Regions from separate parts of the Homo sapiens genome. Here all the other regions are linked to region 2. A link is a contact called in ENCODE Hi-C data. All regions are on one chromosome and are shown on one strand. The core of a region is the stretch at or near the end of the contact, and the rest is flanking DNA. Distances in the headings are between cores, read along the strand shown. Region 1 holds the start of WDFY2 (WD repeat and FYVE domain containing 2). Region 2 holds the start of SETDB2-PHF11 (SETDB2-PHF11 readthrough). Region 3 overlaps TMEM272 (transmembrane protein 272).

Region 1 (3,915 bases), core at 448-2,947, 2.1 Mb before region 2:
AAACTTTCTCATAAGGCTTCTCTGTGAATTTCAAAAGGGTCCTACATCCATGTACTCCATTTCAGCCATGAATTTCTTCTGTTCATTGCAGAATGCTTGCCACTGGTGTATGTTTACAATGTTTTCCATTGGATCTGCACAGGAAATTAATCAGGCGCCATTTGTATTGAGCATGATGTAGACAAGAACATGTCATTAATATACTCATCCTAGTTATACTGAAGAACCTAAGACATGAACAAACCTATCGAGCTCAATTGTTGAGGCCACACACTATGCTAAGTGCGGAAATGACTATAAAGACAGCAATGAGCACTTTGTTGCTCAGCCTCTCAATTTTGAGTCACCAAGAAAGGATACTTTACCTCTGCATGATTTGAACTTATATTAAGAAAACCTACTTACTGTAAAATCCCCGTGTTATGTACCTCTACAGTGTTCTTTTGTAAGAATGCTTATATAGATTTTACCAAAGAAACAATTTCAGATAAATTATCATAATACTATCTTCAAGCAACATTACTCTAGAAATTAGCTTCATCAGCTTTATTCCTGCATATTCAAGGAAATTCAGTTAAAGCGAAAACGCAAAACAGAGAGAGTATTTGAAGGCAGAACAACTAGTTCCACTTCTGCATATTAAGCAAAATTAAGCAAAAATAAAGGAAACAGGCAAAGGGAAGGAACTCAAGAGCTATTTGCAGCAGTGATCCGTTACAAGTTCTACGCGCTTCTCCTCGAGCTCCAAGAGATAAGGAGGGGAAAGGAAAGAAGGCACCACGCAGAAGCCTAAACTTACTCTTGGTACAACTTAGAATATTCACTGAATTCAGCCTAAGATGTCTGGGTTATCTGGATTCAGTAGGAATGTCTGGGAAGAAGGAGTGGCATTTGCTTTCTCCGTTTGAAACCCTGGGAGCTGTACGAGAGTACCCCAAACCCCTTGGTTATCTTGCAGAGGCGGCTCAGGGCATCGTTCCCCAAGCACACACCTGCAAAGCCGGGCGGCTCCTCCCCTCTTTCCCTCCTGTCCTCAGGGATGGACCAAAGTCCCTCCAGCGCACCGTTAGCCCGAGGGCCACCCGGCTCCCGCAGGCACTACCCAGCCCGGGGTGAAGCCGGAGCGCTCGCCGCCGTCCCGGCTCCGCTTCCCGGAGCCACACAGCGGAGGCGGCGCGCAGCTGAACACCGGCACCACCAGGATGCGCATTACAATAAAACTTGGGGGAGCAAGTCTACACTCGCGCCGACGTGAAGGCACAGCCCCTGACGCGGGCTCGAGGGCCGTCGGCCCGTCCCGCCCCTCCTCGCGGCCGAATGGCAGTAGTCCATACCTGTCCTCGGAGACGCTGATGACGCCCTCCTCTTTGGGCACGATCACGGCCATATTCACCACCTCCTGGGACCCCTCCATCCGCTGCAGCAGGATCGGCTTGCGGGTCAGAGGCTTGGGCTGGATCTCCGCCGCCATCGGAGGAGGGGGCGCGCCTGGGGCGCCGCCGCCAACCGCGCCGCGGGGCCGGGCTGAGGAGACTGCTGGAGCACGGACACAGGTTGAGACAGAGACTCTGGCTGGCCGGAGCGGAACGCCGGAAACCGGCGAGCATAGCCTGGCCGCCTCTCTCGGGAACGACTCCGCGCTCCCTGCTTCAGGCACCAAAACCGCCACGACCTGGGATGCAAGCCGGCGCCACTACAAGAGGAGGGGGCGGAGCGCCGGGGGGCGGAGCCTGTGTGGGCGGGGCCTGCCGCAGGGGGTAGCCGCTGGTGGGCGCGAGGGCGGCTCCACTTCCGGGAGGGTGGTGAAGGAGGAGGGGAAACCTGGAGCAGGAGGCGGGGATCTGGTATCCCAATGCGCGTGCGTCAGTCCCGCAAGCCCATTTTCACCCCTCCCCTCCGCGACTCCCCGGGCGCTGCAGCACCACTAGGACGCATGCGCTTTCCGTTCCTCGCGGTCTTCTCTCTGCCTTACACACCCAAGGGTTAGGCTCCTCCCTCTTTAACCTCCCGTGAACGCGCGTATACACACCCCTGGGGACGCGCTTGCCAGACGCCACGCCCCTTCGAAATTCCCTGAAAAGAGGGCGGAGGTGGGGCGGGGAAAGGAGCGCCTCAGCAAGACCGGAAAGAGAAGAGGCCTGCAGGAAGGAAAGCCGCCCAACTCGTTGGGACGTGACTTGGCATGCGCGCGGGCTACCTGGCCTAGCGGTCTTAACAATGAAGCGCGGCGGGAGGCCGCTTACTGCTCCCAACATGCACCAGGCCCAGGCTGCCGGAGGGAACCCAGTGGCCTCCTGGGAGTCGTAGTTTCTTGGAGCCTCCGCCCCCTTGTCCTGGAATGACCTATCGCCCACTTTCTGCGCTATGGGCCTGAGGAGCTCAGCGGCCTCCAGGGCCATTGGCCAAGTCAGGACCCAGACTTGCCTCTATGGGAACTGAGGGGCAGCCCCCAGCTGAGTAGGACGTCACCACTCCTAGGGTCAGACTGATGCTCGGAATAGTGGCACGGAAGGGACATGAAAAGGAGAGAATCTTTCATACAGACATCTTCAAGGGAGCTCAGAGAACATATGGGGTGTCTATCCCCTCGTTTTCTTAGATGGCTAAATTACACAGCCAAGGTTACTTTAGTGCAAAGTTAGGGCTAAACAACCCCTCCTTCCCTCCAGACTTGAACCCAGGCCCCTAGTGCTGGCTTCTTTCCATTTCCCCAGCAATCCAGCCTTTTTAGCTTGCTCCAGACACAACGGACAGAGTTACTGTAGTTACTGACTGAATGTTAGGTGCCTACCAGAAGGCCTGGCATGTGGGGTTGATCGTGAAGACTAAGCTCTGCTTTTTTATCTTGCCCAAATTCCTATCTAAGGGGTCTGGGGAGTCATGGCCTACAAAAACCATAAATTCTCATCAGATGGGTTTTGACCATGTAGGTCATGACTTACTTTCCAGTCTGACTCTGGCGTAACAAGGAAGAAAATCAAAATGTTTTACCCCAAATTATATTTCCTTGCCATGCCTTAAAATTGCCCTGCAAAGTCTCTTGTGGGAAAAATCCACATTCTATATCCCCTTTCCCCTTTGTTTTCCTTCCTTCCTTCCTACACCCAGGAGATAACCAACTAAGAGCCAGGCACCGTTTTAGGTCTGGTAAGGAACATTTTACAACCTGCTGTCTCTAAAGGCTGCTATCTAAAAGATTCCTCTGCACAATAAAACCTGGTCTCCACAATCCTTTACCTTAACCTGAACATTCCTTTCCGTTGATCCCAGGTCTTCAGATAAACTCAACCAATTGTCAACCAAAAAACGTTTAAATTTACCTATAGCCTTGAAGCCCCCGCTTTAAGTGGTCCCACTTTTCTGAACCAAACCAATGTATTTCTTAAATGTATTTGATTGATGTCTCATGCCTTCTTAAGATATATAAAACTCAGCTGTACCCCGACCACCTTGGGCACATGTTCTCAGGACCTCCTAAGGGCTATGTCACGGGCCACGGTCACTCATATTTGGCTCAGAATAAATCTCTTAAAATATTTTACAAAGTTTAATTCTTTTCATCAATAGTCGTTATGTGATAACCTCCACTGAACAATCCCAGAATTAAGTTAGCCGAAGAGTAGTAATGGTCTAGGTGGTGTGATTGAGTTGCAGGGCTCTGAAAGTGAGAGAAATAATGCCAAAGCTGGGAAAAGAAAGGGACAGGCCTTGTGGAAATGTATTTCTAAGGTAGGTGTTTGGTAGCCAAGGATCTCACAGATCACTAGAGACATAAGAGAACAGGTGCAAAGAACTTGTCTCAAAGCACGCAAGGCAACTCTTTACCACCTCCCATTTTGCAGAAATTCTGTAAGCACCTTGAAATAGGATTGAGGTATTTTCCAGCTGTAGGACCTACTGCAGGCATTTCACTTC
Region 2 (4,219 bases), core at 821-3,320:
AGGAAAAATACGGGAAGCTATTCAACTGTTTTTATAAGTATAACCTTGACACGCAAGAAAAAACTCAAGGTCAAAATCTGGATTGTGCTCTTTATCTACAAGGTACCAATTCTGTAAAAGAATGTAAAAGTGTACTTAATTTTTAAAAATTAAGTATATATAAATGTTCAAAAAGGAATTCATTTTAAAGCTTTTTATAGCATATTGTCAAACTCTCTTCCAGAAAGGTTCTACCAATTTATACTTCCACCTAAGCACACTCAGTAATAGTTTTATTTTTTTTTAGACATGAGGTCTATGTTGCCCAGGTTGGTCTTGAACTCTGGGCTCAAGTGATCTGCCAAAGTGCTGGGATTATAGATGTGAGCCACCCACCGCGCACGGCCATAGATTTTTTTTTTTTTTTTGAGACGGAGTCTCGCTCTGTCACCAGTGCAGTGAGAAGGGTGCAGTGGCGTGATCTCGGCTCACTGCAGCCTCTGCCTCCCGGGTTCAAGCGATTCTCCTGCCTCAGCCTCCCGAGAAGCTGGGATTACAGGGGCCCGCCACCACACGCCCGGCTAATTTTTGTGTTTTTAGTGGAGACGGGGTTTCACCACGTTGGCCAGGCTGGTCTTGAACTCCTGACCTCAGGTGATCCGCCCGCCTCAGCCTCCCAAAGTGTGGGGATTACAGGTGTGAGCCACCGCGCCCGGCCCATAGCTTTGTTTTTAAGCAGCTCTCACCAGCGTTCACACCTGAAAATTTGAAAACTGAACGTGCACAAGTAAAACATGTTTCCTGGAGAAAATCTGCAAAATACAATAAAGCATAAAGGAGAAAATTTAAACACCATCCCATCATCCAGAGACAACTGGTGTTAATATTTCAGAGAGTAAATGGGCTTAAAAAACTTTTTTCCCCTTCTCACTTTTTCATTTTGGTAGAAAAATAATTAAGCCAGTCTGCTTTGCTTCAATGTATGGTTCCTTTTCGTTTCTAAAACAGGCTTTAAAAACACGTTTACCATTTCCTCTCGGCTCCTTACGTTTTAATTGTAACGACAGAACCACGGGTTAAGTCACGCTTAAGAACCACGGGTTAGTCACGCTTCTAACTACTTCACGTGTTCTTATTTAATCCCCCTAACAGTCATGTGGGTTAAATTAGCAGCTCGTTTGCTGATGAGGAAGCTAAGGAATGCCATACCGTAAGTGGCAGACACGAAATAAGGAACCAGGCAGCATGGTTTCAGAGCCTATGCTTTGGTTACTCCATTTGACCTCTTCAAATTTACTCCTCTCCTTGGCCTCATGTGTTAGTATTTACAGAGCTCACTGCAGGTTTCCACATGCCAAAGAGCACAGTTAATTACATATCTTTCCTTACTTAATTACTTATTGGGCTGTGGCTGATAGCGAGTCAGAAGTGTTACTATCTAATCTGAACTCCATGATCTTGGATGAATGACTGAACTTGCTGTATTTAAGGGCTCGTGTAATCTTACCTGTGAAATGGGCTAGTGGTTTAACCTTCAAGTTCTGCTTCTGGGTTTTATACTGCTGTCCATTTCCTGCCGCCCCTTTGACAACCTCAGGTTCCCAGCAGCTTAGGAATCACCTCTCATTAAGGCTGCACCCTGAGACAGACAGGCTGAAATGGAGGTTGGAAACTCAGTGCGCCCGCGGCCCCTTCTGCAGCCAGGACTGCACTTGGGTGCCAGGAGAAGGGAGGCTGCAAGGGCTGGGGTCCAGCCCCTGCTCGGGCGGCCGAGGGCTCCGCGGCGTTTTCAGCTCCTCCAACCTCCCGGCTAGAGGAACTGTCGGGGGCCAGCCACGGCGGTGCCTTGGTTTCACCTGGCTCCGCTGCGTTTTCTACGCCGCCCGCCTGACCTGAGGAGTGAGCTCCGCCAGCTCCGTTGGCAAGGCTGGGTTCCTCCGCGGGTGGGGCTCTCCTCCGACGCCAAGCCGCCCAAACCTCCCGAGCGCAGGTGCCCTCTGGCCGGGAAGTACTTCACCATTTACTAGCCTTCATCTCAACCACAACAGTCCCGCCCTGCCTCTACCGGGGATGAGGGAAGGCGTAACCTCCGCCGGGGACCAGGCCGACCTACCTAAACCGATCACTACATGGGAGGAGTCGGACGCCGGCCGTCCCACCACCCAGCCAGGAGCCCATTGATTGGTCGCACTCCCCACTGGTTCACGCCTCAGAGACTCGGCGCACTTACCGCTGGCACCGCAGTGGCGCCCGAGCGCGCCGCCTCCCGATTGACTGCTAGCGCTCTCGGCTTGTCTCGCGCACTGTAGCTGAGCCAATGGAGTTACTCGTAGTCGAGAGGCCGGCATCACTGGAGTGGTGGCGCAGCTGTTTCCTCCGGTAGGTGTGAGGCTGCCATCTTGTGTGTGGCTGGGACTGGGCTTCTTGGGGGTTGAAAACATACATAGCGCCTGGCCGTAGTGGAGGGGTCCGGAGAGAACAATGGGGTAAAGGAGAGGCCTAAGGGAGGAGACCCAGCGCCTTCCTACTTGCGGAAAGGATGGGTTTCCTGGGCCTGAGTCTCATCCCTGGCTAGAGAGAGCGAGGAATGGTGGTGGTGGTGGTGGTGATGGTTGTGGTGGTGGTAATAGTAGGGATCCCAGGTTTTGGTTTGTTGATCATTGTGGGGGCTGGGCGGGGCCTTTGATGCCTTAACATTGGTTCCTGGGAGCTCTTTTAGTAATTTTTGTCTCGCAAAGATTCTGACCATCAACCCCCTTTGACAAAGGAGGCTAGCTGATGAACTGCCTGATTGAGAAAGGAGCAAAGCTAGTAGTGGAAGGGGAGTGCCTCTCTACTATCCTCAGGTTCAGAAGAGACCTCCTCTTCCGTCCTTTTCGAGGGAGCGGCTGCTAAACAGTTTGCTCTTCGCGGGGGTTACTTTACTAAGGCCATCCTTTGGTAATAGTGGGCGTCAAGTTCTGCGTTTGGGCAAAATTGTACATTAGCGGGCAGCCAAGCATTCCTGCAGCTGTCTTTTTTTTTTCTTTATTTTAAGCTAGAAAGTGGTGGTCTTGCAGAAACGGGGCGTGAAGGAAGAATTTTGTCAAATCTTGATTTCCCCGATAACGATATGTTGAAGATTATAAATCTCTGGGTCTGCCATGACATGCTTGGTCACTTCATGGAGCAGGAGGAGGCTTTGTTAGGGAAAGCACCTTAATTTCTGAGCTCTTTTTGGGGTAGGAGGAAGAAGACAGGACTTAACCTTGTTTCCCTCCTCCTTTTTTTTTTTTTTTTTTAGCATTGTTGTGGATGGCATTGCATTGTCTTTCATTTGAGGGGAAAATGTATTGGATCTGAAGACCAAGCTGATGAAAGGCTAATATTTTGTGGTAGATTTTAGCAGTTTGACTTGCATGAAAAGAAAGCCGATGTATTATTGCCTTCAGCTTAGATTTCAGTTATTCAAGATTAACTGATGAACAACCTAATCAACAATACATGATAAAGACATCTCGCATCAGGAATACCAAAAAACAAAACAAACAGCAAAATAATTGATGTTTTTTTTTTTTTTTTTTTTTTTTTTTTTTTTGAGATGGAGTCTCTTGTCGCCTATGCTGGAGTGCAATGGTGCAATCTCGGCTCACTGCAACTCTGCCTCCGTGGTTCAAGCGATTCTCCTGCCTCAGCCTCCTGAGTAGCTGGGACTACAGACACCGGCCATCACGCCCAGCTAATTTTTGTATTTTTAGTAGAGATGGGGTTTCACCATGTTGGCCAGGCTGGTCTTGAACTCCTGACTTTAGATGATCTGCCCGCCTCCACCTCCCAAAGTGCTGGGATTACAGGTGTGAGCCACGGCACCTGGCCTGAGAATCATTTTTCTTAATTACTTGATTCCATGCTTGTATCTTCCACTTGACTTGTATCTTCCAGTTGGCTTGTCAAAATGCATGGAGAAACAAAAGTTCATATACCTTTTGACCTTTTCTAAGAAACTTGTAAGGAAATAGAGATAGAATCAAAGCTTTATAATCACAGTGTAATTTTGTTCTTGTGAAAAATTGGAAATAACAAATATCTAATGGTAGAAGAATGGTTTTATAAATTATGACACATCCCATCATTATATTTTTCAGCCTTTTAAAAGGAACGTTTTCAAAGAGTAGTGGCATAGGCTGTTGAATGACATAGGAAAGTGGTTACCATTTTGTGTTAAATGAAAGAAGTATAGAATAGTCATTGGGAAAATGCA
Region 3 (4,030 bases), core at 938-3,437, 2.4 Mb before region 2:
TTATATATTTTTAGTAGAGACAGGGTTTCACCACGTTGGCCAGGCTGGTCTTGAACTCCTGACCTCAAGTGATCTGCCCGCCTCGGCCTCCCAAAGCGCTGGGATGACAGGCATGAGCCACCGCGCCCAGCCAGTTATCTTTCAAATGAACTTAACTGCAACAATTCATCCACCAATAAGGCTGCATAAAAGAGACAAGACCCCACAAGCCAATTCCCATGGATATTATATTAAAATCACCACATCCACTGCGGAAAGAGGGTTTTGGAGGTGTTATTGCTTCTAGAGCAATATTGGTTATAGAGTTTGTGTTTGGGGTGATGAAAACATTTTGGAAATAGATAGTGGTGATGGTTGCACAAGATGATGCATGTAATTATGCCGATGAATTGTACACTTAAATATGGTTAAAATGGCAATTTTTGTTGAGATATTTTATCACAATAACAAATATTTTAAAAATCACTACATTTGGTAGTTGTTATCAACTGAACTAGGGAGAGATCTAAAACCAAAAAGAATAATCGTGATACTGCAGATCAGACAAGAAAGAAAATCTAGAGTTAAGGTAGGTCCTAAGAAGTACATGAGAACACAGGGGGAAAGATGGCTTTTATTAAATTTATTAGGATCGTTTTAAGCCATCTGTGCACTGATTGACTCTCCTGTGAACAGCAGCTGTTTTTATTCATTGGGAATGAGCAGATATCTAAGCCATTACTCAATGTTCATTTCACAGCTGGCTTTTGAATTGAAAGGCAGTCCATGTCCAACAAATTTGGCACCAAGTACTTAAAGGTCTTTGTGTGAAAAGGCTGTGTTGAGACTTGGAAAGTATTTCCATTTAATAACAAATTCACCTAAACATCAGAGATAACTAAAAGACAAGCCTCCATAGGTTGATGATTGGATCAACGTGTATATTTGACTAAACTCTGTTTTGGGCCCTGAATTTATGGCTCTCTGTATACCTAGAAAATTTTGTTCATTTCAATGGAATATGGTGTAGTCATAGAAAAACAGTTTACTCCCTCTGCTTAAGTATCAAGGCATTTATAGGGAATAAAATTCCAAATCAAAGCTAAAAGTCTAAATGTCATTTAAACAGGAGGCTTTGGTTCTACAGTAAGAATTCCCTTTCTTGGACTCTGTTGACAGATGTGTTAGTCAGGGTAACTTAACTGTGCTACAGCCACAAATTAACCCTGGAATCCCAGTGGCTTAACACTGTAAGAGTTTATTTCTTGCTTACGCAAATTCCATCATGGCTCAGGGGGCATGGGGACTTCTCAGGCAATGTGATGACATAATAGTCCAGTCTGCTTCAATCTTGAGAACAATCCATCTCCACCCATGGTTTCCAGGTGGTCAAAGCAGAGGAAGCAAACAACGAATCATGTATCAGTTTTTAAATGCTTTGGCCTGGGCTGGGCACAGTGGCTCAGGCCTGTAATCCCACGCTTTGGGAGGCCCAGGCAGGAGGATCACTTGAGCCCAGGAGTTTGAGAACAAGCTGGGCAACATAGTGAGTCCTTCTTCTCTACAAGAAAAAAAGAATTAGCTGTGCATAGTGGCACATCCCTGTGATCCCAGATACTCAGGAGGCTGAGGTGGGAGAATCGCTTGAGCCTGGGAGGTTGAGGCTGCAGTGAGTTGTGACTGAATCATGCTACTGCACTCCAGCCTGGGCAACAGAGCAAGACTCTGTCTCAAAAAAAATAAATGCTTTGGCCCCAAGGTGTCCCACAGCCCACTGGTCAGAACTGGTCACACTGCCTTGCTACCCAACAAGGGCACATGCTGGGCAGTCAGTGTCTCCCATAGCAAAGGTGTGTGTTAGAATTCATCTGGAGCTTGGTTGTTTGAGCCAGACTGGTCCCTGAGGGAAATGGGCATTTCTTCTTTATATGTTAAATAGACACATCATATCATTGGTTAATAGGTCTAGGGAACAAAGACCTGAGAAAAGTAGACAGAGCATTGCTTTGGGGAGAAAAACTACCATTAAGAAAGGGTAGACTGGGTAGGCTGGCTTGGTAGTACTCTGTATCTGGTAGCTAAGGATATGTGAGTACACGCGTGTTTCCCAGCATGGGGTCCAGCGAGTGGCATGGTCAATGGTTATCATATGGTGACTGTGACTAACACGGCAGAGGGCTTGCTGCACAGGGAGGAAGAGCGGCTCCTCCCTGCCACCTGGCCCCTGGAAGCAGAGTAGATGAGAACCTCATTCACGCAGAGTCACATTTTGGAAATGTGACTCATAAATTGAACCTTATTTTAAGCATATCAAGAAAACCGTATATTTAAAGGGATCCTTTGAATCCTGAATCCTTGAAAACTTGAGTTCTCATACACTGGCTATTCAGAAAGGCAGAGTGCAACCCATAGCCAGTTAATACCCAGAAAAAAGGTGCAGCGACACCTGGTCCCTGCCCTGTCTGCGGGAGTATTTATCGCCACTCCGCTGTGAGAGCCATTTCTGCGGTGTCAATCCACTGAGCTTCCTGAGGATCAGGTGACTGGTGAGGCTGAGCAGATCCCACAAGCATATGGTTTGCATGATTAACATTTTGGCTTTTGAAGGTGTTCCACTCATTTTCAAAACTGGGCTTTGTGCTCTCGAATGTATTTCTCTCAATCCTCTTCTGTTTGCCCTATGTAGGAATGAAATTTTTGGAGGACTGCCCTATACAGCCCCTCATTCCTTTATATTTGCTAGTGGGTGGCATCGTCGGTACCTTAAAGGTAAAGTATCTTTATCTGCTGTTTGTAGTCCTTGTAGAAATTAACTCACAGGCATCCTGTAATGCACCTGTTATTTGCCTGCTATTCACAGGGGAGACAAAACAACTTCCCCCTAAGCGTGGTTGCTGAAGTGATGGGGCTAGCTCCAGAGACACAGATTTTTCCAGATGCAGGGCATTTACCCAGGGCTGTGCATATTTGCAAGAGCTTCCTTCCTGCTGTTGAGTTCAATGTGCTAAGCTGTGGCTTTGGTCTGACAAGAGTTGATGCAGAGGAGTCCCTGACTGCCAGTTATACCATTGAATTCAGCCAGTGAAATCATGGTCTTTCTCTGCGCTGCTGCTGCTGCTGCTTTTTTTTTTTTTGCTTTTTTTTTTTTTTTTTTTGAGGAAAAAAAAGCTTCCTGTTGAAGGCAGGGTTTGCATTTGGTTAAAATATGTTTGATTTAGCAGTTCCTATTTCTGCTTTTAACTATACTTCCTAGTTCTCAATTGACTAACATAGGATTAATTGGCTGCAGTTATCAATCAACTATTAAAGTATTCTTATGCCTGAGGTAGGAGTGCTTCTCTGTGACTCTCAAGGTTATGTAGTTAATCTGCTCCTGGGCTGTATTGACATTTGTTTAAACAGAAAAAGCAACTGAAGAAGAAATATCAGGGGCGTGCATAGCCTGCAATTGTTTTCAAGATCCCTGGCCCACAGAAATGTTACACCTACCAAGAGAAGCTTAGGTCAGCCTCTGTCTATCAACAACTCTTCCCAGTCTTCCAAGCCCACCTCACCACTTTCTATATCAAAGCCAGAAAACACAAGCATCCATTTTCCCAAGATGGTTTCATAAAAACAAAGCCGTAACACAAGAGAAAACTGAGTCAAGAGTGCCAAGTATGAACTCTCATTCGGACCCAGTGTTGGGTTTCTTTGCCAGCTGCCTTCTGGTGCGGGGATCCTTGGAGAGATCCTGGCCAGTGGCGCTGGTCATGCTGTTGATCTAAGACATCAAAGGAACGTCTTGAAAATTGCTGTTCTCATATGCAATTGGTAGCCACAAGCTCAACTCTGTCGTGGGAGACGTCTGATTTGGGGCAAACCTTAGGAGGCTTTTGTGTTTGAGGTAACCTCACTGTTAAATGTCCCCATCTCCTAACAGCAATCTGGTGGGCAGTGTCCTAAAATGTACAAGTACACACAATCATCCCCATCACAACATCCCCATGGGATCTACCTGGGACTCTGTTCAGCTCCAAGAAAACCCAAAGGCTCTTGGCTCAGCGGGGCC

The links. A loop is a pair of places that touch in the nucleus more often than their neighbours do. Pooled maps may share reads with other maps.
Region 1: a loop to region 2 is called in a map of CD8-positive, alpha-beta T cell, with 12 times the contacts of the local background. The contact joins the promoter of WDFY2 here to the promoter of SETDB2-PHF11 in region 2. A Hi-C loop is called at or near these places in 3 of 168 maps with a recorded cell type or tissue (B cell and CD8-positive, alpha-beta T cell), 1 of 37 single-sample maps with no recorded cell type and 12 of 50 pooled maps.
Region 3: a map of CD4-positive, alpha-beta memory T cell shows a loop between it and region 2 (15-fold over the local background). The contact joins the enhancer-like site here to the promoter of SETDB2-PHF11 in region 2. A Hi-C loop is called at or near these places in 2 of 168 maps with a recorded cell type or tissue (CD4-positive, alpha-beta memory T cell and naive thymus-derived CD4-positive, alpha-beta T cell) and 6 of 50 pooled maps.

Annotation. Positions count from the first base shown.
Region 1 is chr13:51,582,244-51,586,158 of GRCh38, reverse strand. It overlaps WDFY2 (WD repeat and FYVE domain containing 2), which reads right to left and starts at 1,697. Exons shown (of 12, transcript NM_052950.4): 1 at 1,335-1,697. The coding sequence starts at 1,471. RefSeq lists a silencer at 1,477-1,846 and enhancers at 1,987-2,266, 1,925-2,445.
Region 2 is chr13:49,442,125-49,446,343 of GRCh38, reverse strand. SETDB2-PHF11 (SETDB2-PHF11 readthrough) reads right to left here and starts at 2,070. Exons shown (of 21, transcript NR_135324.2): 1 at 1,487-2,070. It overlaps CAB39L (calcium binding protein 39 like), which reads left to right and starts at 2,280. Exons shown (of 11, transcript NM_001079670.3): 1 at 2,280-2,358. SETDB2 (SET domain bifurcated histone lysine methyltransferase 2) reads right to left here and starts at 2,070. Exons shown (of 14, transcript NM_001160308.3): 1 at 1,487-2,070. RefSeq lists enhancers at 917-1,690, 2,373-2,452, 1,691-2,463, 2,833-2,902 and silencers at 2,163-2,212, 1,884-2,364.
Region 3 is chr13:51,820,773-51,824,802 of GRCh38, reverse strand. It overlaps TMEM272 (transmembrane protein 272), which reads left to right. Exons shown (of 5, transcript NM_001351003.2): 4 at 2,666-2,748. Among named protein-coding and RNA genes, the nearest start is that of DHRS12, 19 kb to the right of the region's middle. Within about 2 kb of position 2,187, at least 4 of the 41 ENCODE cell types and tissues checked have a DNase peak (open chromatin) inside an H3K27ac peak, as active enhancers do.